Linked DNA regions of Homo sapiens: regions 1, 3, 4 and 5 are each linked to region 2. Evidence: chromatin loops called from intact Hi-C (ENCODE). Cell type or tissue: psoas muscle. All regions are shown on one strand. Links, peaks and the distances in the headings refer to the core of each region. The heading gives the core; the rest is flanking DNA. Region 1 has its middle 6.9 kb from the start of FGFBP2. Region 2 overlaps CD38 (CD38 molecule). Region 3 overlaps PROM1 (prominin 1). Region 4 has its middle 48 kb from the start of TAPT1-AS1. Region 5 has its middle 56 kb from the start of FGFBP1.

Region 1 (4,849 bases), core at 561-4,560, 150 kb before region 2:
GTGTTGGAGATGACACAGAAGGCGGTGGGTGGGGGCAGCCAGGGGACGTTTGCTGGGGTTGAGTTTCTAAAATATATATACATCAAGCATCTACTGTGACATACCAAGTCTATTTCTTATAAGGGCTCTGAGCCTTTCACTCACCCCCTCATATAGCTCTCACTACATCCCTAGGAGGTAAGTAGTTTTATTCCCAATTATAAACCAAGGGACTTGAAAGTCTGGAGAGGTGAGTTGTACACAGCTTGTTAAGAGTCAGGACAGCAGAGAAATCCAGGTTCACCCAATTCTAATGCTCATGGCGTTCAATTTGTAAACATCACAGGATAGGCTGGGATTTGTCACAGACCATTTTTCACCAACATTTTAAACTAACATCACCATATAGCTGACCAGTGATTTTAAAGATGAAAATCTGTGCTACCCAAAGGGTGACAGGTGGGGCAGAGGCATCTGCTTCTGCTGGGGAGCTTTAGAAATGCTAATTCTTGGCCGGGGACGGTGGCTCATGCCTGTAATCCCAGCACTTTGAGAGGCCGAGGAGGGCAGATGACCTTAGGCCAAGAGTTTGAGACAAACCTGGCCAACATGGCGAAACCCTATCTCTACTAAAAAATACAAAAAATAGCTGGGCGTGGTGGTAGGTGCCTGTAATCCCAGCTACTCAGGAGGCTGAGGCAGGAAAATCACTTGAACTAGGGAGGCGGAGGTTGCAATGAGCCAAAATCATGCCCCTGCACTCCAGCCTGAGCGACAGAACAGGACTCCATCTCAAAAAAAATGCTAATTCTCAGGCCCCACCACAGACAAACTGAACCAGAGTATCTGGGGTGAGGCCCAGAAATGTGTATTTTAACATTTCCATGTGTTTTATGCAGAGTAACATTGGCCAAGCAATATTTCAGTCATCCTAAAAGGAAAGGCTTTGTTAAACCTTAAAGCAGATAATTCTGACATAGGCTACAATATGGACGAACCATGAGTACATTATGCCAGATAAAATAAGCCAGTCACAAAGGACAAATACTGCATGATTCCACTGATATGAAGTACCTAGACTAGTCAAAAATCACAGATACCAAAAGTAGAATGTTGGCTGCCAGAGACTATGGTGAGGTGAGAATGGGAAGTTAGTTTAATGTTTACAGAGTTTTAGTTTTATAAGATTAAAAGAGTTCTTGAAGTGGACAGCAGTGATGGTTGCATAACAAATGTAATTAATACTACCAAATTATACACTTAAAATTGTTAAGATGGCATATTTTATGATATACGTATTTTATTTGAATTTTATAAAGAAATTTTAAAAAAGAAAAGGAAATTCTTTTCACCAAAAGGTGCTGAAATAACAGCATATCCATGAGAAAAATATGAATATCTACTATTACTTGATACAAAAAAATGAACTGAAATTTGTTTATACACTGAAATGTAAAGGGTGGTTTCTCCCTAATACTGGGGGTGCTCCTTTCCTTCGACAGTGACATAATCTATTTGTTCTAATTCAGTAACTGCTACATCCATCTTTATTAATCAAGTACTCACCCACACCCAGGCCTTCCTCATTGATGGGTCACCAATCATGAGGGCTGGGAACAGTAGTAGAACTCAGCCACTGAAAGAGTTCATTACAGTTCACAAATTCTAGCAATTAATCATATGATCTTCCATATTCAATAAGCCAAACCAGGGAGTGGTAGAAGCAACAGATTGGAGTCACCCTCTTTGTGTTGTCACTGATGGTGTCAAATAATGATGAAACCAGTGAAGATTCCCAGGTGGTAGGGTCAATTTAAAAAAAGAAAAAGAGCAGCGGTTGAGAGATTTTATGGTGAAATCATAGACATAGAGAACCGATCTCCCTGAATCCCTGCCTCTTCTGTCCTGATTTTCTCCAATCACCTCCTCCAAGGGGAATGTTTCCTCTGAGGATCAGCTGCATGTAATGCTCACATTGTCTGCTAAAGATGTGTAGGACACAGTGCCGATAACATCATTTGTCTAGTAATTTTCTCAGTCACATCTTCCAAAGTCTATCTTACCACTTAAAAATGACGCCAACCTGAGACCAAGGACATGAAATGTGCATTGAATGTTTTGTCCATTAGCCCACTACTGGGGGCACCATTGCTGTGAACAGTACGGCATCGTCTAATTACAAGTGAACCGGATACTAAGCCAAGCAGAGAATAGTCTCCAGTGCCACTACGGTGTGGCCGGAATCTGCCAGCTTCACAGAATGGCAACTCCATGATGACAGTTGTCAATTGCCACTGCGTACCAGTAATGGCCACCAGGTGACAGCAGAGGACCAACGTATTGTATTTGCCAGACAAAGTCAGGCCCCACCCCCAGAGCTAATGATCCCTGTCACCTTTAGACTGAGAGATCAACTGTGGAGAGGAACCAGAGGAACCACAGTCCCAGTAGGCCATTTTATTCTCTGTGGCACTCAGATGAGGTTTAACTTTTGAGTCTATTGTGTTAGTGGCAAGATTACCATCTCCAGTCCAATAATGGATTGAGGCAGTGATGCTGGCCACCAGGGCTGGAGGGTCCAGTCACCCACTTGGCTTCATGTTGTCTCACCTCATATGCATCCCTTCCATGGCATCCACAAGGGTTACAAAAATGTCTCCTGAGGCTGCAGTAGTGGCTGTCAATAGCTTATAGCCCCATAGAGGAGTGTCCTTAATATACCGGTCAGTTGTCACCAACCAGACAGCTTGCTGGCTGTACCCAAGAGTAGGTGAAAAAGGCATGTCTGGTTCTTACGAGCACTGAATAAGGCAAAGGTAATGGCTTTCCATATAGCTCATTGGGCTACGGGCTCCTCCTGCAGCAGCTCTTCCAGAGTTGTCTCTAGGGCTAGATGGCTGCTGCCACCAGGTGGACACCAGCACTTTTAGTCTTCAGTAAACCAAGCCCCAGCATCCTCACAGACTTCCTGGGAGTGGTCTCCAGGTAGTCAAAAGCTGTCCCTCTGAGTAATCAAGAGAGGGACAAGAAGACCCTAAAGGTGAGGTCTCAACTTACTTGTGTAAGGAGAATTATCTATGAGACCAGACTTGCCCTATGAAGTGTTCCACTTCCATTTAATATGAGAAATCTGTGCATTTTCGATTCTGCCCTTAGTACTTGAGGGGAACCTGACAGGTGGGGCTTTAGTTTTTACAAATAAGGCAAATAGTTGTCCAATTAATCAAATGGATGGATTTAAACTGGTGGCATTGACCTACATGATCTCCACTATACATTCCTGCACTTACGTTCAGCAATTCAAAGGTTATTTGATTTGGGGGGCATTTTGGACACTAGGACAATTATTGACATTTTTCACAATTATCAATCACACCTTCTGCAGAAAAAATTTAAGTGATTCCAGATGATGCATAAATTATGGCATCTAGCTGCTTTGAATAAAATGGCTAAGAAAAATATGAGCATAAAAATCCTTTGCTAGGTGACACAGTTTGGCCCTATCTCCACCCAAATCTCAACTTGAATTGTATCTTCCAGAATTCCCAATGTGTTGCAGGAGGGACCCAGGGGGAAGTAATTGAATCATGGGGCCCAGTCTTTTTCCCATACTATTCTCATGATATTTAATAAGTCTCATGAAATCTGATGGATTTATCAGGGGTTTCTGCTTTTGCTTCTTCCTCATTTTCTCTTGCCGCCACCATGTAAAAAGTGCCTTTCACCTCCCACCGTGATTCTAAGGCCTCCCCAGCCATGTGGAACTGTAAGTTCAATTAAACCTCTTTTTCTTCCCAGTCTCAAGTATGTCTTTATCAGCAGTGTGAAAATCGACTAACACAGTAAATTGGTACCAGTAGAGTGGGGCGTGGCTGAAAAGATACCCAAAAATGTGGAAGCGACTTTGGAACTGGGTAACAGGAAGAGGTTGGAACAGTTTGGAGGACTCAGAAGAAGACAGGAAAATGTGGGAAAGTTTGTCACTTCCTAGAGACTTGTTGAATGGCTTTGTCCAAAATGCTGGTAGCAACATGGACAATAAATCCAGGCTGAGGTGGTCTCAGATGGAAATGAGGAACTTGTTGGGAACTGGAGCAAAGGTGACTCTTGTTATGTTTTAGCAAAGAGACTGGTGGCATTTTGTCCCTGCCCTAGAGATTGAACTTGAGAAAGATGATTTAGGGAATCTGGTGGAAGAAATTTCTAAGCGGCAAAGTATTCAAGAGGTGACTTGTGTACTGTTAAAGGCATTCAGTTTTAAAAGAGAAGCAGAGCATGAAAGTTTGGGAAGTTTGCAGCCTGACTATACGATAGAAAACAAAAACCCATTTTCTGGGGAGAAATTCAAGCCAGCTGCAGAAATTTGCATAAGTAGCAAGGAGCCTAATGTTAATTCCCAAGGCCATGGGGAACATGTCTCCAGGCCATGTCAGAGACCTTCAGGGCAGCCCCTCCCATCACAGGACCAGAGGTCCAGAAGGAAAAAGTGGTTTAGGGGGCCAGGCCCAGGGTCCCCATGCTGTGCGCAGCCTTGGGACTTGGTGACCTGTGTTCCAGCTGCTCCAGCCATGGCTGAAAGGGGCCAATGTAAAGCTCAGGCTGTGGCTTCAGAGGGTGGAAGCCTCAAGCCTTGGAAGTTTTGAGTCTCACAGGGGCACCAGCTGCTGGGTCCATCCCGCAGACCCTGGCCAAGCGACAGATGAAAGGAGTACTCAGACACAGGCATGCAGTGTAAGAGCAGCTAGGGGGCTGCTGGCACTAGGGACCAAAGAAAAGAGCAGCCTCGATAAGCTGGAGCTGCTTGCTTTTATTTAGTACAGGCATAATGCCGAAAGCCTGGAGCAAACACAGTCTGTGGGTAATTAACATT
Region 2 (4,849 bases), core at 506-4,505:
AAGACAGTGTTGGTGCCCCAGACCCATGTGCTGAGGTCTAATGATGTGAAATGTGGGGTGGGGAGGGAGGCTAGGACTACAGACCTCTTCCAATAGAGCTTTCTCCCCAAACACTTCCTTGCATCCTTAAGCAAAATTGGATACCTAGTCACAAGAATCACAGAACACACCCAGAATCACACTACAAATAATGTCAGGGAGACAGGTAATAAAGAGTCTCAAGCAAAGCAAGGAGAGAATGGCACAACCTGCAAAGCCCCACTGGTCCTGCCTTCCTTCCTGCATGAGACATATGCTTTCAGGCCCAGAAGAATGAATAAAGTCACTAAGTGAGGTTTCGTGGGGTTCCTCACACAGTCAAAGGGATCTAAGGGATGAAGTCTCCAATTTATTCCATAGAGAATTGTACAGCTTACATGATCTTCCAGGGAATCATGCCTCACGGATTCTGGATTTAGTTTTCAGAAATAATCCTTTAATCAAGGACATCCTGCTAAGGGTATTCTAGAGATGGAGCTCTTTGTTTTAGCAAATATTTTCAGTCTATCTGCATAGAGCTCCAATAGAAAAGGAGATCAGACCAGCTCATCTGCCTTCCTCTGGTTCCCTCAAGAGCACTCCTCTCCTCAAATTGAGTAAAGTGATCCCAGTCTAGCTGCTTTAGCTCCTTCCTTCTGGGACCTCACATGCACAGGCTGTATTGTATGTGGAGATGTTGATAATGACAAAGCAGTGCAGCCCCCCCTGACACTCAGGAGCTGGCCTGGCCCCCACAGTTGGGCCTTAGTGTCCTTCAGCTGAGCATAATCAACTCCATGGGACACCAGCATCAGACAAGGCCACTGTGTACGTGGCCTATCACCATGATAGACCATGATGTGAACACAAGCAAAAATAGCATCCAAACCATAAAGTAATAGCCAAACATCCTTTTATCATAGCTGATAGGAGTGACTGCCACTTCTTTACTTATTACAGCTTCAGCCTTCTCATTCTTCCAGCCCAGTAGAGGAAATTTATTTAAACATCCTACCACAGACTTACTACCATCCCACTACTTCCTGGCAGCATCCAGGAAAAGCCAGTCTCCTTGAACCTTTCCCCCAAATCTCCTAAAACAAGCCCAAATCCTCAGTAAGTCCTTTCTAACGTCATCGGATAAAACCTGCCCCACCCTCATGAGTCTCTACGCTGAGTGTCCTCCCTTCTTGCAGAGAGCAACAAACCCACCTTTTTCAATTACAGTGTGTTCCTGGTGGTCTTAGGTTGTGGGGGCATTGACAATAACAAACAATCTTGAAGGTGATATTAAAGAATCAAAGGGATTATGACAATTGGACTGCCATAATCAGTGTTTATGCTTGGCCAAAGCTCCGTGATCAGCTTCTGAACAAGACAACTAACCCACTGATGAAAGTTTACCTAGAAGGCTGGAGAAGCCTCGATCTGTTAGCAGTTTTCTGCTCACCTCCGCAAACGGTGACCTGAGGCTCAACACAGCATAGGATGGGCACAAATGTCAAGATTCAAGGTCAATGGCATGTTTTCCCTTTCCTACCATTCTGCTCCTGCCAATAGATCCCAGACCTCTCACTCACCCTATCGCCCTGTACATCATTCCGTCGAGTTCACCTCCCACCACTTTCTTCTGCCTTCTCTGACCTACCCAAGGTGGATTGACTCCAGGTGCTCAGAGGGAGGAGGCAGCACTACCAGGAGAAAGGGATAGTCATGATCACCAAAGAGCATTCACCACCTGCCACTGTGCCAAGTACCTGCCATTTAAATCTCATACTAGTCCATGGGCGGGGTATTAGCATCTTCCCTGTTTTAGAAATAAAGAGACTAAAGCGTTATCACCTTGTCCAAGTGGCAGAGCTGCCTCACATGCCAAACTGTGTTCTTTTTGCAAAGCAATGCTGCCTCCCACAGGAAATTTACAACCATGGCCCTACCCACAGAATAGGATTGGTTCTAACAGAAATGAGGATCTGAGACCCCAAGAGGAGTTCTCATTTCCCTAGATGGTACAAAAGGGTCAGGACCAGAATAGGGCACAGTTATTCCCCAGTGCTGGGGTAAAGTGAGTCAGATAAGAGGGCACGGGGCAGGAAGACATGAAAACACAGATATATTTGGTGGTTAAATCCAATTTGTCTGCGGTCAGCCTACTTCAGGTGTCACAGCTCTGTGCTAGCACCTCTCTCTAAACCTATACCATTCTCACAAAGAGCAACTATGTTTCAAAGTCCCCATCAATTAAGCAATATCACCTTCATAATGTGTCCCTCTCCAGGAAAACTCTCACCCCCTAAATCCTCTTGCCTAAAAGCACTCAGATCTTGCAGGGTAATTACACTCGTCCTTTAAATTTTACAGCTGTCAGTTCCCATAGGGCAGGCTGTCTGGGCTCAAAGAAAACAAGCAGGTTAACTCAGCTATTAATTCTCAAATTTGAGGCTACCAGAACCTGTGTTGAAGGTAAAGACTGCCACCTTGTGGGAGAAGTGAGTGACTGGTGAGAGTCACTGAGACAATTAGGATTATCTAAGTAGAATCTTACAATCAGAAAACTCTTCAGGCTGAAGGAAAGCTTAGAAATCATTAATTCATCAACCTAGCAAATATTTATTGAGCAAATACTAGGTGCTAGAAACACTTGTGAGCACTTAGGGTACATCAGTGAACAAAACACAGGTCTCTGTTCTTCTAGGAGTTTACATTTTACTGGAACAAAGACGGACAATAAACAATAAACATAATGAATATGTAAGTTATAAAGCATGCTAGAAATTTATGAGTTCTATGAGAAAAAAATGTAAAATAGACTAGAATGAATGTCAAGAGTGAGGGGGGAGGAGGTGTTAGTGATATTAAATAGGGTGGCATTAAATACGGTGGACAGTTGACATTAAATAGGGTGGACATATTTGAGTAAAGAATTGAAGGAAGCGAGGACTTAGCTCCACAAACATCCCAGGAACATTCTAGGCAGAAGGAATAAGCGTCACAAGCCATATTAGAAAAAAGTTAACAAACTGGACCTTAACTAGATTTTTTTAAAACTTTGTTTTTTAAAAGTTTTTAAAAGTTTCCATTAAAGAAAATGGAAAGGTAAGTCATAAAATGAAAGAAAATATTTTTAGTACACATCTGAAAATGGACTTCTTTTCAGAATATATAAGCTTCCTACGAGTCAATAATAAGATCAAAAAAACTAATTTTTCTTATCACTTTTAAATGACATGTAATTGCACATATTTATGGGGTGAAGTGACATTTCAATACGTGCATACAATGCATAATGATCGAATCTGTGTAATTGGCATATCCATTATCTCAAAGGTTTATCATTTCTTTGTGCTGGTAATGTACAAAATTTTCTCCTCTCAGTACTTGAAAATATACAATAAGTTATTGTTCACTATAGTCACCCTACAATGCTATAGAACACTAAAACTAAAACTTATTTCCTCTATCCATATATATAATTTTGTATTCATTGATCAATCTCTGTCTCCCTACCCTTCTCAGCTTCTAGTAACCACTATTCTACTCTCTACTTCTCTGAGATCAACTTTTTTAGCTCCCACATGTAAGTGAGAATATATGAAACTTGTCTTTCTGTGCCTGGCTTATATCACTTAACATAATGTCCTCCAGGCTCATCCATGTTGCCACCAATGATAGGATTTCATTCTCTTTTATGGCTGCATTCCATTGTCTATATATCCCACATTTTCTTTATCTCTTCATCTGTTGATAGACACTTCGGTGGATTCCATATCTTCATTATTATAAATGAAACTACAGTAAAGATGGGAGTGCAGGTATCTCTTCGACATATGATTTTATTTTCTTTGGATATAGGTCCAGTAGCGAGATTACTGGATCATATGGTAGTTCTATTTTTAGCCTGTTAAGGAACTTCCACACTGCTTTCCATAATAGCTGTACTAATTTACATTCCTACCAACAATGTGTGAGAATTTTCTTTGTCGCTTATACACTGTTGGTGGGAATGTAAATTAGTTCAACCGCTGTGAATATCACTTTGGAGATTTCTTAAAGAACTATTAATAAAAACTGAATTACCATTCAACCCAGAAATCCCACTACTGGGTATATGGCCCACAGGAAAATAAATTGTTCTACCAAAAAAAAGACATGCACTTATATGTTCATTACAGCACTATTCACAGTAGCAAAGACATGGAATCAACCTAGATGCCCAATAATGGCAGATTGGATAAAGAAAATGTGGTGGTATGTATACACCATGGAATACCATGCAGCCACAAAAAGAAGAATGAAATCATGTATTTTGCAGCAACATGAATGCAGCTGGAGGCCATTATCCTAAACAAGTTAACGCAGAAACAGAAAACCAAATACTACATTTCTCACTTATAAGTGGGAGCTAAACATTGGGTACGCATGGACATAAAAATAGGAATGCTAGGCACTGGGGAGTATAAGAGGAGGGAGGGAAGGAGGAAGGAAGGGTTGCAAAACCACATATTGGGTACTATGCTCACCACCTGGGAGATGGGTTCAATCATATTCTGAAACCTCAACATCATGCAATACACCTGCACATGTAACCCCTGAATCTAAAGTAAAAGCTGAAATGTTTTAAGTTTCCTTTTATCTGCATTCTTGCTAGCTTTGTTATTTTTTCTTCTTTTTGATGATAGCCATTCTAGCTGGCGTGAGATAATATCTCACTGTGATTTTGATTTGCATTTCCCTAATCATTAGTCACATAGAGCACTGTTTCAAATACTTAGTGGCCATTTTATGTCTTCTTTTGAGAAACGTCTGTTCAGATCAATTGCCGATTTTAAAA
Region 3 (4,849 bases), core at 586-4,585, 200 kb before region 2:
ATTTAACTTGGTTGTTTGTTAGTGTTTTGGTGGGGTGTGTATATATACCTATATTTCCATCTTTTTTAACTACTTGAAAGGTAGGGTAAATTGCTCTGAAAAATGGTGCACCCCTCATCGAAATTTTATTCACACTTTTTAAAGGGATACAACAAAAAATGTGATATCAAGCTTCAAAGAAAGAAAAAATAAAACAGAGAAATCATCAACAAATTGATGGAGGCTAAAAGCTACCTTAGTTTAGATATACTAATTCTATAGACATGGAGACCTGTGGCATGGAGGCCATAGGATTCATCTCAGCAGCAGGAAGAAGGCTGGTAACTGTCAGATGTTGTTTGATTCATTTCAAGGAGTCTGCAGACTTAGGGTGGCTATGATTTCTTTATTGTTGAATGCAACCAGTCAGCATGGCACGCTTTGCTGTGCTTGGCAGAATTCTCTGCTTCTTGAGGTATCTGGTAAACAACTGGATAATTGCAAAAGGAGGAGATGATACAAGCGTCATCAGTCTAATCAGACTAATTAGAAGAATGCAGTTTCTTTTTTTAAAACTGTTTACTTGCTTGTAGAAACCAGAAAGAGTATGTGTAGTTTTGTTGCAACCAAAACACCACCTGCTCTTTAAAAATGGTGACACCATCCAATCAAGAGCATGGTCTCTTTCAAAACCAAGCAGGAATTCTTACCTCCCAAAAGGATACCAGTGAAAGATCTGGAAGGAGGAAAGTCAGAGAGCCCTGGCTCTGCTCTGATCTTTTATCTTCAGATGGTCCCAGAAGCATTTTATTTTAATTTTATTTTTGTGGAGACAGTCTTGCTTTGTTGCCCAGATTGGTCTTGAATTCCTGGTCTCAAGAGATCCTCCGACCTCAGCCTCCCAATGTGTTGGGATTACAGGTGTGAGCCGCTACCCCTGGCCCCAGGAGCATTTTAGCAGCTGAATAGGATGCAGTGGTGAATGTATTATCTGTTGCAGGGGGGCGTAGGAGGCCTCTCCAGAGATAAGGAGATCTAACAGAGGCACAAGCATCTCGTGATTTGAAGCCCATCATAAAACTTCCCATTTTAGGTATTGACAACAATGCCAAGAGCAGCCACAGGTATCACAAACTGGGCACATTCCTATGGCTGGTGGCAGTTTCTGAGGTTATGGAAAGCAGTTTGTCAGGCTATATAGCAAGGGCTGTAAAAAGACCATGATGCTCTTTGCCGAATAATTTCCATTTTGGGGAATCTAGGTGAAGGAAGTAAGCCAAACTGTGAAGAAATCATCATGAAGAGGGAGGTGTTTTGCAGTATTAGTTATGATAGTGAAGCACTGGAAACAGCCTACATGTCCAGCTGTAGAAGAGTGGCCAAGTGAGTTATGACACATCCATGCGTGGAAGATCACATGGCCCCTGAAATGATAACTAGGTGACAGTCCTAATTTGTTGACAAAAGTTTCTAAGATAATGCATTTGAAAGGGGGTCAGAAAATGATGCATGTATTATCCTAACTGTGCAAATCAGGGGTTAGTCAGCAAGCTTTTCCCAAGAAGGGCCAAGTAATAAATATTTTAGGTTCTGCTGGCCATACACAGTCTTTGTCGCATATTCTTGTTCTTTTTCACCTTCTTTTGCTCTTTCATCTTACTCTTATTCTCCCCCTCCTCTTCCTCCTTTTCAATATTTTCAGTACACATTAGCCATTATCTCACTAACCTTAGAAAAACAGACCTTGGGCAGTGGTTCCCCTACCCCTGATCTAGGAATGTGCATATTTAGAAAATAAAGGCTGGAGATAGTGACTGTATGCGATTTAGAGTAAGAGTCATGGTGCCCTTTTTAGACAGCTGTCTTGGTTTATATGAGTTGTTTAACTCCAACACACAGACACACATGCTCAGACAGGGATCCTGGCATGGCCCTCACTCACTTCTTCTTTGTGCTCTCCCAGACTCAGAAGCCTTGTAGGTCAGAGAAAGTCAGGCTGACCTAGGCCTTTCCAATGAACATTACTTGCTATTTATTTTAGTGAAGATACACAAATATTGTAATTATGGCTTTGGCATCTGCAGGCAAAGGGGAGAATCGTGCCCTTAGGAGGGGATGCTGTGGTGATTGCGAGCATCAGCCCACACCCTTCTGAGGCTCCTTCCTAGTGTGCACCAGTGATGGTATTTGATTTGGCAGCTGCACCTAGATCGATTTAAGAGTTTGTTCTCTATGTCTACATCTAGACAGCTAAGCACTGCTAGAGAAAAGCTACGCACCGGGTACATTGGGTATCCCTACAAACTTAGGATCTCCTGTCTCAAATGGACTTGCCATAGTCTGACAAATCTTTTCTTTTATTTCTTTTGTTTTCTTCCTTCTCTTTCTGTTTTTTTTCTTTTTCGACACCCCCCACACTTTCCTGCAACAGTCTTTTCACTCTGATACGTCCATTTTCCTCTACTTCACCCCTCTCTCAGCAGATGGCTTTACCTCCTTCTTCTCAGAGAAAATAGAAGCCATCATGCAACTTCCCATCATCAAACTTCCAAACACACCTGCTCTCAAACACATCCATCCCTTCTCTGCAGTGCCAGAAGCAGAGGGATTCCTGCCTGCTCAGGTTGATCCCGCCAGCTATATTCTCAATCCCATTCCTTTCCCTGATCCTGATAAAATGGATCATCCCCTTTCTTTTCCATGTCTTTATTCTCTTCCTGTCTCCTTGACTTTCACTCAATACTTAACCAGGCTCTGTTCTCTCCCTTCTTCAGAAATAAAAGCAGAAACTCTTTACCCACACTGCCTCTTCCCTATAGCTCTCCTTCCCCCACACAGGCTCTCAGAGGAGTGATCTGCGCTTGCTGCCTGTGCCCTCCTCTCCTGCTGACTCTCCGGTCCACTCCGATGTGGTTTCCTCCCCCATGACTGCACTTGTTTCAAGTTGGCAGTGACCTCTCTGTGCAATGCAGACAGCACATTGGTTGGTGACAGCCGACCATTCCTTCCTCCTGCAAACACTCCTTTTGTCCCCTAGGTGGCATCACACCCACATAGTTACCTTCCTACTTCTCTGCCTCATCATCTTGGTCTGGTTTGCTGGCCCCTCCTTCCACCACCCATCTTTGTAAATGTTGAAGTCTTCCAGACCCAGCCCTAGGCTGTTTCTCTCTCCAAGCCAGCCCTGGGGATAAATGACCATGGCTAAGCTGCTGGCTCCCTAAGGTACATCCGAAACCCAGATATCTGAGCTCCAAACATACTGACTCCTACACAGTCTTTCCATTCAGTGTCTCTGGCAACAAGACCAACATCCAGCCCATCTTCTCTTTCCTTCCAGAGCATCAGCGCTCCCTGGCACTGCCCTTGGAGCCCTTCCTTGCCTCTACCTCTCGTGTTCAGCGCTTTCCGAGTCCTGCTGCCTCCTATATTATGCCTCCTGTGTCTCCTATATTACATCTCCATCATCCACCAACTCTCCACCAATCCTGCCCCCTTAGGCCACCCTCATGGGCCATGATAACAGCCTCTGCAATGATGTCCCATCCACGTTGGCACCTGTCCAGTCTATCCTTTACACTGTGCCAAGAGTGCTTGCGTTCAGAGAGAAGTCGGGTTGTGCTCCTCGTGTGCTTTCAGCCCCTTATTGGCTACCCCTCGTGGGTCCCCAGGCCCCTATACAGTACATCCCCGCCTTCCCTGGAGCTGTCCCTCCCCAGGTCCCCAGGCCCCTATCCAGTGATCCCCCGCCTGCTCTGGAGCTGCCCCTCCCCAGGTCCCCAGGCCCCCATCCAGTGTACCCTTGCCTGTCCTGGAGCTGCCCCTCTCCAGGTCCCCAAGCCCTGTGTCACTCCTAGGTGGATGATCTGTTTCACCTGAATAACACTGAAGACCCCAGGGCTATTTTATAGAGTATAGGTAGATTTAGTAAGTATCAGTAGGTAATATTGAATCATTCTTTGTTGAATTACTAACTTTATATTTTTTTCCAGTGGAGTTGGATTAAGTTTCCTCTTTTGCTGGATATTGATGATCATTGTGGTTCTTACCTTTGTCTTTGGTGCAAATGTGGAAAAACTGATCTGTGAACCTTACACGAGCAAGGAATTATTCCGGGTAAATATGATTTTCTACCCATTATGAAAGGACTTGAACAGAAACTTGGATTTCTTCATATATTGTGCATTACTTTAAGAGCAGTGCAAACTTATAAGCAGTTTGGTTTAAATTCAGTAAATTTCTTGAAATTATTAAATTCAATAAATTTTCAAATATTCAATAAATTCAGTAGATCCTTTCTATTTGTAAGAGAAAAAAAAATATGGGAGCGTCCTTATTTTCTGATCATAAGCGAAATCAGGGTCAGGAGTTAAAGTCCTGCCGCTCAATGTGGATTGCAGTATTTGGGGAGAAAAGAATTTTCCTCAGCAGTAGTTTCCAAATGTGGCTGGGAACATCAGAAGATCAGTTCCCAGGTTCCTCCCACACACCCTGGGAGATTCCCAGGTGACAGAGGTGTCCACACAGATGAGCCCTATATTTGAAGGGAAAGAGACTGATAAGCGGATGACTCGTGGCAGAGGGCTGACCTGGCACACGTCTAGTAGTGCCACCAGGAAATGAATTCAAGCTTCGCTTTCTCCCTCTCAGTCCAACTCCCACCGACTCCGGGGGACCAGTTGGCAGTTTTGCTTTCTTCATTAATGAGGAAATTTTGTTGTAAGTGTCTGGCTTCTAATTGTGGCTTTTCTGTGTTTTTTTTTTCTCCAGATTCTGATTTTTAAAATATATTTCTATTTCACTCTTTCATTGTATATACATTTTTCCGCCTAAGATCTGTTATGAAATCAGGAGAATACTGTTGTCACAG
Region 4 (4,849 bases), core at 446-4,445, 470 kb before region 2:
GCCCCACAGCATGTGGAAGTCAACAAGGCTTGGGGCTTGCACCATCTGAACCAATGGCCTGAGCTGTACCTTGGCCCTTTTTAGCCATGGCTGGGGCTGGAATGGCTGGAACACAGGATGTCATATCCAGAGGCTCCACAAAGCAGCAGGTCCCTGGGCTTGGCCCATGAAACCATTTTTCTTCTCCTAGGCTTCCAGGCCTGTGATGGCAGGGGCTGCCAGAAAGGTCTCTGAAATGCCCTGGAGACATTTTCCCCATTGTCTTGGTTATTAACATTTGGCTACTCTTTACTTATGCAAATGTCTGCAGCAGGTTGAATTTCTCCCCAGAAAATGAGTTTTTCTTTTATACCACATGGCTGGGCCGCAAATTTTCCAAACTTTTATGCTCTGCTCCCCTTTTAAATGTAAGTTCCAGTTCAGATAATCTCTTTGTTCATGCATATGAGCATACATGTTCAGAAAAACCAAGTCAACTCTTGAATGCTTTGCTCCTTAGAAATTTCATCCAACAAATACCCTAAATCATCTCTCTCAAGTTCAAATTTCCACAGATTTCTAGGGCAGAGGCAAAATGCTGCCAGTCTCTTTGCTAAAACATAACAAGAGTGACTTTTACTCCAGTTCCCAAAAAGTTCCTCATATTCATCTGAGGCCACCTCAGCCTCAACTTCATTGTCCATATCACTATCAGCATTTTGGTCAAAACCATTTCACAAGTCTCTAGGAAGTTACAAACTTTCCCACATATTCCTGTCTTCTTTTGAGCTCTCCAAACTGTCCCAACCTCTGCCCATTACCCAGTTCCAAAGTCACTTCTACTTTTTCAAGCATCTTTATAGCAGTGCCCCACTCCTGGTACCAATTTTCTGTATTAATTTGTTTTCATACTGCCATAAAGATACTACCTGAGACTGGGTAATTTATGAAGAAAAGAAGTTTAATTGGCTCACAGTTCTGCAGGCTTAACAGGAAGCATGACTAGAAGGCCTCGGGAAACTTAAAATCATGGCAGAAGGTGAAGGAGAAGTAAGCACCTTCTTCACGTGGTGGCAGAAGGTGGGGGAGAAATGCCACACATTTTCGAACAATCAGATTTCATGAGAACTTACTATCATGAGTACAGCATGGGGGAAATTTGCCCCTATGATCCAATCATTTTCCATCAGGTCCCTCCCTCAACATTAGGAATTACAATTTGACATGAGATTTGGGTGCGGACACAGAGCCAAACCATATCAACATGTTTGAGGGACATCTTGGGCAGGTGCTATAACTTTCCAGACATATCCTGCAATTAAAAGTCCAGACCAGTTTAAAACTTGAGACTTAAATATGATTTAAATCTCATCTTCTCTCTGTTCCCTCCTCAACACTGCCAACCTCAGGCTGTTTTGGTGGCATAAAGAATTAGGATAGAAGTTGGGGACTCTTTCCTAATCAGTCTCAGACCCCTTAAAGGAGAAGGAGAGGTGTGTAATTCCCGACACACGAACATCCATCCCTTTCCTCTTTTGAGTCTAGTTCTCCTAAGGTTAGTGGAAAGTGGAGAGGAGAGAGACTCGTTGGAGAAGGTGGTGTATGGAGGATGTCTTTTTATGTAACTACTAACATTTTGTGACATATTGGTGGTGGAGAGGTGCCCCTACTTCGGTCAGATTTGGACTGAGATTGATTTTGTTTTGAGGTCATTGTTCCTCACCAGCACCACCACTGTCCCTCAGCAGTACCATGTCCCTCACCAGTACCATTAAGATAAGTGGGGATTAGAGCACACCATTCATTGGCATACCACCATGGGTGCTTCCACTAAACAGCAGAGTTGAATAGTCATGACAGAAGCCCATGACCTACAAAACCAAAAATATTTACTGTCTTAAACTTCATGTAAAAATTTGTCTCCTCCTGTGATAGTGGAAAGAACTCCAGGTTGGAGTCAGAAGATATTAATTTTAGTGTCATTTCTACTTCTTTCTCAACTATGTGCTGAAGATAGTCTAGCTTTCCACCTGCCCATTATCCATTCCCTGCTTATTCTAGTAACTCACCCCAGGTAAAAGTTCCCCCCAGGCAAAGTCTCCGTTATGACACAGTTGCATCACTTAGGGTGACTTTAGGGGCAGCTCCAAACTGAGGACCCAGCTTCAAACTGCTTTGAATAAGAAGAGAATAATCACAGAAGTCCACGGGCAGGCAAAGTTTGATGGCTCAGGGATGTCATTAAAGACCAGGAATCTTGCCACCTCTCTACTTTGCAGGTTACAGTGACATCTTAGTCTTAATGGTTTATTCCCTTTCTTCTGGTATCATGTTGCCAATTTTTCTTGCAGGAACCACCTCTCCTAACAGAAACACTTTATCCAGAAGTGCTTTGTAAACTGTAAAGTAGCAGGTAAGTATAAGGAGTTATATTGTCATTGTTATGTTGTTATTTTGTGAAATCCCTAACAAACAAACAAAAAACAGCAGTGGGTTGTTGATTTAAAGTCTTTATTCTGGCCGGCCATGGTGGCTCATGCCTGTAATCCCAACACTTTGGGAGGCCATGGCAGGCAGATCACTTGAGGCCAGGAGTTCAAGACCAGCCTGGGAAACATGGCAAAACCATGTCTCTACTAAAAATACAAAAATCAGCCAGGTGCTTATAATTCTGCTACTATTATAATTCTGCTATAATTATTAGCACATGCTTATAATTCTGCTACTCAGGAAGCTGAGGCATGAGAATCACTTGAGCCTGGGAAGCGGAGGTTGCAGTGAGCCAAGATTGTGCCACTGCACTCCAGCCTGGGCAACAGAGTAAGACTCTGTCTCAGAAAAACAAAACAAAACAAAACAAAAAAAACCCAGCACTGGGGATAGGGAATAAACAAAATATCTTGGCTCTTGAGTATTGATATATTTACTCTTTCATTCATTTATTCATTGATCATATACTAGAGTATATGTCAAACACTGTGATAGATGGTGGGATACAAGATTAAGATATAAGAAGATTAAGACAAAGAAACTCTATAATGGTTCACTAATAAGGCCATATTCTGTGACTTTTATTTAAGGAGTTTTTACCTGGTTCCAAAGTACTTCTAAAAATGTTAACATCAGTGGTTAAAATTTGGATGCTCAAAGGTTAAATTTAACCACTATGACCATTTGTTTGCCCAAATAGTGCTTTTAAATAATTGGACTTTTACCCTTTTGGGGTCCACTTTATAATCTGCTGGTAGCTCCGAAAATGGGCGTGAATACAAAAATTTGCATACAATTTTAGGGAGTTCCATGAATCCTCAGGTAAAAGCTCTTTGATGTGATAGTTGTATCACTTAGATACAATTATGGTTACTAGAAGGATTTAAGCTGCAAATAACTGTAAATCCAAGCTCACACTGCTTTGAACAAGAAGCAAATATACCTGGAAGTCCAATTAGGCCTTATGTTCCAGACCGAACTGTGTTCCCTTTGCCCAAAATTTATATGTTGAAGCCCCATCCTCCAATGTGACTGTATTTCGAGATAGGGTAATTAAAGTTAAATGAGGTCATAAGGATGTTGCCCTAATCTGATAGGGCCAGTGTCCTCATAAGAAGAGGAAGAAACACCAGAGTGCTCTCTCTCTCTCCATGAGCACACACAGAAGAAAGACCATGCGAAGACACAGTGAAAAGATGGCAAGCCAGGAAGAGAGGCCTTACCAGAAACCAACCCTTCTGGTACCTTAATCTTGAACTTCCAGCCTCCAGAACGATGAGAAAGTAAACTTCTATTGTCTAAGCCACCCAGTCTGGGGTATATTGTTATGGCAGACCTAGCTGACTAATGCATCTTTCCAAAATTGGCAACTCTCTAAAGCCTTCTGTTGGCTTCCTGCAAAAGTTGTGTTACTCAAGGACGACACGACTATGGCTCTGATGCGGACAATGTTGCAAAAAGCCCCGAGGCCCATTAATAACATGAAAGATAGCAGCTGATGCGTATTGAGAACTTACCATGTCCCAGGTGCCATACCGTGTGCCCTACATATATTATCTCATTTAATTATTATGATAGGAATAATTGTCCCTATCTAACAAGAAAAAAAGAAAACTGAAGGTATTTGACTCCAAAAGCTTTTCTCTTTCCATTATGCATCCCTAGTTTGAGTAACTAGGCTATAGTATGGCCCAAAACTGTACCCCCAAAGGCTGGGCTCATTGAAGGGGCCCCAAGTTCACAGTCATCTCTGATCCCACATTCAAACACTCACCCAGTCTTTCTGCAGATGCCCAAGATGAACCCTTAGACCTGTGTAGTGACAGATGCAAATTTGTTCTCTGGACTCAGATGTGCAGAAAAAAATAACTATTCCACCTAATACCTGTCTACACCCAATGGATAGTAGAAAAAAATCTAAATTTGCAACACTCTTCCAGTTTAAAACAATGTCATTTCAGATTAAGTACTTAGTCAGCCCAAATTTCATATATCAAAAAACTGAAACACATGTAATCCACTCTTCCCATTATTAAAACTTAATGATGGAGCTGAATTAAGAAAAAAGAGAATGTTATGTAGGGGTGTCAGATGCCCGGTCCCTGCCTCCTCTAGACTGTGGATACCAGAAGGAGTCCTGGGAGAGAGGAAAAGACAAGAATGAGAAACCCATCCTCACTTCTGGTCCCAAGGGGATATAGTGGAAGTGCGAGTAGACCAGCAGCCAAAGAGACAGCCTGTCCTTGTTTCCCCTCTCTGGGCTCTGGCTGGGAAATAGGGAAGGGTGCATCCCTAAAAATCCCTAAAAATGGGAAAGGGGAGGGTGCATCCAAGAAGGTATAGGACGCCAAGGAAAGACGGCACTTGCCTCACTTACACA
Region 5 (4,849 bases), core at 272-4,271, 77 kb before region 2:
GGTACCACCCTTTGGAAAACATTCTTTTAAACACTGCCTTAGAGGTTGCCCAGTCTAGGAAGCTCATTTGAACCTATTCCCAGGATGGGTTAGGTTCCCCTGCTGTGGGCTCAGTCACTGCATGTGTCACACTCTATTCTAATGATTTATTTGGGATTCTATCTTCTCTGCTGGACTTGAATTCTCTGACGGCAGGAAATGTCTTTTTCGTCATTATAACCCCAGAGTCTAATTATTTGTAAGTGAATAAGTAAATTCATACATAAATAAAGAATGAGTTACTGAGTGCGTTTTTATTTAACCAGTGCTCTCTATGGACTGCAGTTGTCTTTTAACAACAGTAGTCTGGGAGAGGCTATGGTCCCGAATATGCCCCATGTGTGCCTCTCTGGTCTCATAGCCTTCTGCTATTATTTGTGTGTCTCCAGAAGCAATTGGCTCAGGAGTTCCTTAACCTCTGCCTGCATACACTTGAATGTAGTTGACTTCCCAGCAGTTGCATGTCCTGCAGCCAAAGAAAATGCTCTGGTTTCATCCCATTTGCTCTTGGAATGCCATTGCCTCCCCCGACAGTTCCAAGGGTGCCTAGGTAATGCTGATGTTATTCTGTTCAACTCTCACTCTAGATTTCTTCTCTTGCTGAATTGATATCTCTGCTTGCCTGTTTGCTTGTCTCCTTGCTGTATGGCTAGGCCATATTGCAGATGAAGGTTTGGGGGTAAGGGCAGGGGGACTTTTCATAGTGTTGAGAAATAAAAATAAAATTCTAAGCCCCCCAACCAACTGAATGAACCTCTGCTTGGCCAGGGGGCCCCAGAAAAACCTTGAAAACTGAGTTCCCAACCATGACAGGATGGGACATCAGACACACCTCGTTACAGCCCCTCCTTTGATAATCACCATTAAGCTTTCTTCCCTAAGTGTTAAACAGAAACCAGCCCTTTCGAAGACTTGCTCTGCCACTGGTTTCAACCAACCGCCTGCTGCTACTCCTCCCTTTTTGTGGGCTTAACACAGAAACTGACCAGCATTCTCTTCTGGTAAGAAATCCTGGACCATGAAGTGGTTCTGGCCAGTTGATGGAGCCTGCGTGCTGAGTGCTTTCATGTCCTTTGCTTCACCTTTTGACATATAAAGTCTAATTGTAGTACATCTAAATGTGAAGCCTCCACCCAAAGCAAACATATAACATAATGTTAGCTTACTGCACATGTGCATGCCTCCCCTTCATGAATATTCAGAGCTCCTCCTACAATCTGTTGAATATGTCTACTTAGCCAACCTGTTCAGCATCAATTCCTGCCTCATCCTTCCCTCTCTCAAAATGCCTGCTTCCAGCTCTTGCCAGAGGCTACATTTCCAAGCCTGCAGAATGGCCAGCCTGCTGGAGGTAGCTCTTTATAAGAAACAAAGGTCTCCTTTCCAAATTTATTGATTCTTCAGTTGACAGTGGGGAACATGAAACCACTTAAAACTGATAATGAGACATCACTGTTCAAAAGTCCCCAAACGACCCTCCAACAGTGACTGGCTCCTGGGCTGTCTCAGTCCTTGCTCTCCATCCTGCCCCCACGTTGTTGGGGCAAATGTCTCCTGAGAACCTCTCCCAGCTCCCCCTTCCCTAAGTTCCAAGACCCTCACTCTCACTCTCCTGGGCATCTCCAAAAACTGAAATTCCTGTTGGCATATTTTATAGAACTCCTTAATGCTTTGATTGTCATTTTCCTCTTCTAGGCCCTGTTCAAAGAACCTCATTCATCTCAAAGGTAAAGTCCTTTCCAAGATTTTGCCTGAACCAGGGTGCCATGAAACCAGGTCTTGCTTTGAGCTCAAGCTATGATGGCATTTTGTCCTACATCCAGTTCTTAGGGTCCCTCCTGGATAATAGCTCCTGTATGTAAAAAAGAAATAGAAAATGGATTCCTTCCCATGCAGCTGGAGTAAAGCCCAGAGGTTGTAGGGTGGGATGAGATGGTTCCTCCTGCTCCAGGGATTTCTATGAAACGTCACTTCAACTTGATTATCACTGCTGCTGCCCTTGCTTCTGCTCCTCCTCTCTGTCACCAGGTGTATAGTTTCCTGTGGCTGCTGTAACAAGTCACCACAAACTTGGTGGCTTAAAACATCACACATTTATTCTCACAGTTGTAGAGGCCACAAGTCCAAAATTAGCTTCACTGGACTGAAATCAAGGTGTTGGCAGCACACATGCTCCCTCTGGTGGCTGAAGAGCAGAATCTCTTGCTGTCCTCTTCCAGCCTCTAAGAGCTGCAGTCCTTACACTGCTTGCAGGTGGCTTCCACCACTATTTTAGAAGGCATCAGAGTAGCATCTTGCCCTAGTGGTCACATTGCCTTCTTTGTCAGACCTCTCCCTGCCTCCTTCTTATAAGGACACTTGTGATTATATTTAGGGCCCACCTGGATGATCCAGGATACTCTCCCATCTCAAAATCCTTAATTTAAGCACTTGTGCCAAGCTTATTTTGCCAAACAAAGTTATCATTCATACATTCCAGGGATTAGGGCCTGGATCTCCTGTGGGGCATGATTCAGCTACCACACACCTGTCCTGCTGTGCTATTCCAATGGAGCATCCTGCTGCCTGGTACGGGATGCCTCTCTCAGTCCTCATCATAACGGCCCCTTGCGTTTCTGCTGACCTTCCATCCTACATGATTCTCCAGTCTCTCTGGCAGCATTCGGGGAGGAAGGATCGATCTGGTGTCCGCTCACTGGGCTGAGAAGAAACAGCTACCAGATGCGATTCCACCCTTGGGGCCATTATCCTGGAAACAACAGACATTTTACCTTTTATTATTTTTTTTCTATATGCTTTTCCCAAAACTTTTTGCTCTCTGGGCAAAAACCAGGACACATAATAAAATGGTAGAAAATGTAGCAGAATCTCAAACTGCAGGTGTTCCTACCAAGAGGTCAGCATAAATCCATCAACTGTTTGCTGAGCCTCTGCATGTGGGTTACACCCGTGTTTCATAAACAACTGTAGACATCATCAGGGTTACTTCCCACACTTTATTAAATTGGAAATGGCAACAGGAAACGGGAAAACAGGAGAGGGACTATATTGCTATTTAGTTCCTCGGCACATAAGAAAGTGATTTAGAGGGAACTGGGAGGATTTCTGACCCTGCTAATTTGCATTCTGGGATCTGCCAACTTTTTGCCCATGTCATCACTGATAGTGGGTCAGTGTTCTAAAATACTAAGAGGGAAGATTCATGAGTCAAATTGCCTGAGTACATACAAGTCATGGTGCAGCCACTCACTAGCTATGCGCCTTGGGCAAATGATGAACTTTTCTACTGTGCCTCAGTTTCCTCGTCTAGAATATTAGTATCTGTCCTGTAGAATTATTTTTGGAATCAAGTGAGCTAGTACATAGAAAGCACTTTTAATACTCCCTGGGCCTTAGCAAGCTGAACTATGGTGCTATAATAAAGGGAAAGGTATGAATACATTGAAGATGAGTAGACTAGGACTCAAATCTGAACTCCCATACTTACTACTGGGAGTACAACTTGCAGTAGATGAGGAGAGATCTAGCAATTAGACGATTTTTGGGGTCATCAGTATATGGATGGTATATAAAGCAATGAGATTAGAGGCAAGAAAGGAAGTGAATGGGGCTGGGCACAGTGGCTCATGCCTGTAATCCCAGCATTTTGGGAGGCCGAAGTGGGTGGATCACCTGAGGCCAGGGATTCGAGACCAGCCTGACTAATATGGTAAAACCTTGTCTCTACTAAAAATACAAAAATTAGTTGGGTGTGGTGGCGGGTGCCTGTAATCACAGCTACTTGGGAGGCTGAAGCAGGAGAATCGCTTGAACGTGGAAGGAGGAGGTTGCAGTGAGCCGAGATCGCACCCTCGCATTCCAGCCTGGGTGATAGAGCGAGACTCCATCTCAAAAAAAAAAAAAAAAAATGAAAGGGAGTGAGTGTACATGGAGTTCAAGGACTGAGATCTGGGTCTACAACATGAGACCTGGGTGAAAAACAGGAAGCAGCAAAAAGGGGACAAAGAAGGAGTGGGCCATAATACAGGGCATCAACCGAGACAACATGGCATCCTGGAAGACAAGTGAGGAATTGCCAGGGATGCAGTGACCAACTACACAAATACCAAAGTGAGCATTGATGAAGGACCAGTGGACTTAGCAACATGGAGATCATTATGACTTTGGCAAAAGCTCTCTTGTTAGAGTAGTGGACCAGAAGGAAGACAGAATGAGTTCAAGAGAGAATGGGAAGCGAAAAAGTAGGAGTCAGTAAGTTTAGTCAACTCTTCCATAAAATTTTACTATGACAGGGAGCTAATAAACGAGTCTCCAAATGCAGGGGTCCAGAAAAACTGATTTTCTATTTGTATGCCTATTTTTGGCTAAATGTGAGAATTAACTGCATGTTTGTAGGCTGACGAGACTAACCCAACAAAAAGGAAAAAATATATAGAGAACAGAGGGGAATTTCTGGAAAGTGTTCTTTAAAAGACAACAGGAGTGAGATCTAGTCCACAAAGTGATTGGCTTTATATATCGTCTATGCTGGTAGCTGAGAACAAAGAGTATATGGGTACAGATGCTGGTTTATGGAAAACCTCTCTGATTCTGTTTTCTTATCCCTAACTGCAGCTTATAATGCTAATCTCATATAGGTTATATGGGGACTAAATGAGTTAACATAGATGAGTGTCTGGTTTCAAGCAGCACTCAAACAAATGGCAATCCCTGACTTGTCACATTGTCCCTAAGTCACAATTTTCCAGACCTGGGAACCTCTCCACTGAAAGGTTGTGCATATATTAGATAATTGCAGAAGCTAGTGAGT

What was found. Hi-C counts contacts between places; a loop is a spot of excess contacts. Peaks named below come from ENCODE experiments on the same cell type or tissue, not always from the same donor. Only the 100,000 strongest peaks of a DNase experiment are listed, where the experiment ranks them.
Region 1: a loop joins it to region 2, with 9 times the contacts of the local background. A loop is called at or near these places in 81 of 110 quality-filtered maps.
Region 3: a loop joins it to region 2, with 11 times the contacts of the local background. A loop is called at or near these places in 66 of 110 quality-filtered maps.
Region 4: a loop joins it to region 2, with 2.6 times the contacts of the local background. A loop is called at or near these places in 26 of 110 quality-filtered maps.
Region 5: it touches region 2 in a loop (5-fold over the local background); 41 of 110 quality-filtered maps call a loop at or near these places.

Annotation. Positions count from the first base shown.
Region 1 is chr4:15,953,894-15,958,742 of GRCh38, reverse strand. No RefSeq gene overlaps it. Among named protein-coding and RNA genes, the nearest start is that of FGFBP2, 6.9 kb to the left of the region's middle. In psoas muscle, for the core only: a CTCF peak has its summit at 2,297 (motif pointing right); a DNase peak (open chromatin) is centred at 2,302.
Region 2 is chr4:15,803,446-15,808,294 of GRCh38, reverse strand. The region is part of intron 1 of CD38 (CD38 molecule); the gene reads right to left. Among named protein-coding and RNA genes, the nearest start is that of CD38, 28 kb to the right of the region's middle. In psoas muscle, for the core only: CTCF peaks have their summits at 1,878 and 2,507 (motif pointing left); no DNase peak of the experiment used is centred there; H3K4me3 peaks cover 289 bases; H3K27ac peaks cover 1,819 bases.
Region 3 is chr4:15,999,742-16,004,590 of GRCh38, reverse strand. It overlaps PROM1 (prominin 1), which reads left to right. Exons shown (of 28, transcript NM_006017.3): 14 at 3,972-4,095. Among named protein-coding and RNA genes, the nearest start is that of FGFBP2, 39 kb to the right of the region's middle. In psoas muscle, for the core only: a CTCF peak has its summit at 3,000 (motif pointing right); a DNase peak (open chromatin) is centred at 2,994.
Region 4 is chr4:16,272,328-16,277,176 of GRCh38, reverse strand. No RefSeq gene overlaps it. Among named protein-coding and RNA genes, the nearest start is that of TAPT1-AS1, 48 kb to the right of the region's middle. In psoas muscle, for the core only: no CTCF peak of the experiment used is centred there; no DNase peak of the experiment used is centred there.
Region 5 is chr4:15,880,173-15,885,021 of GRCh38, reverse strand. No RefSeq gene overlaps it. Among named protein-coding and RNA genes, the nearest start is that of FGFBP1, 56 kb to the left of the region's middle. In psoas muscle, for the core only: a CTCF peak has its summit at 2,228 (motif pointing left); a DNase peak (open chromatin) is centred at 2,231.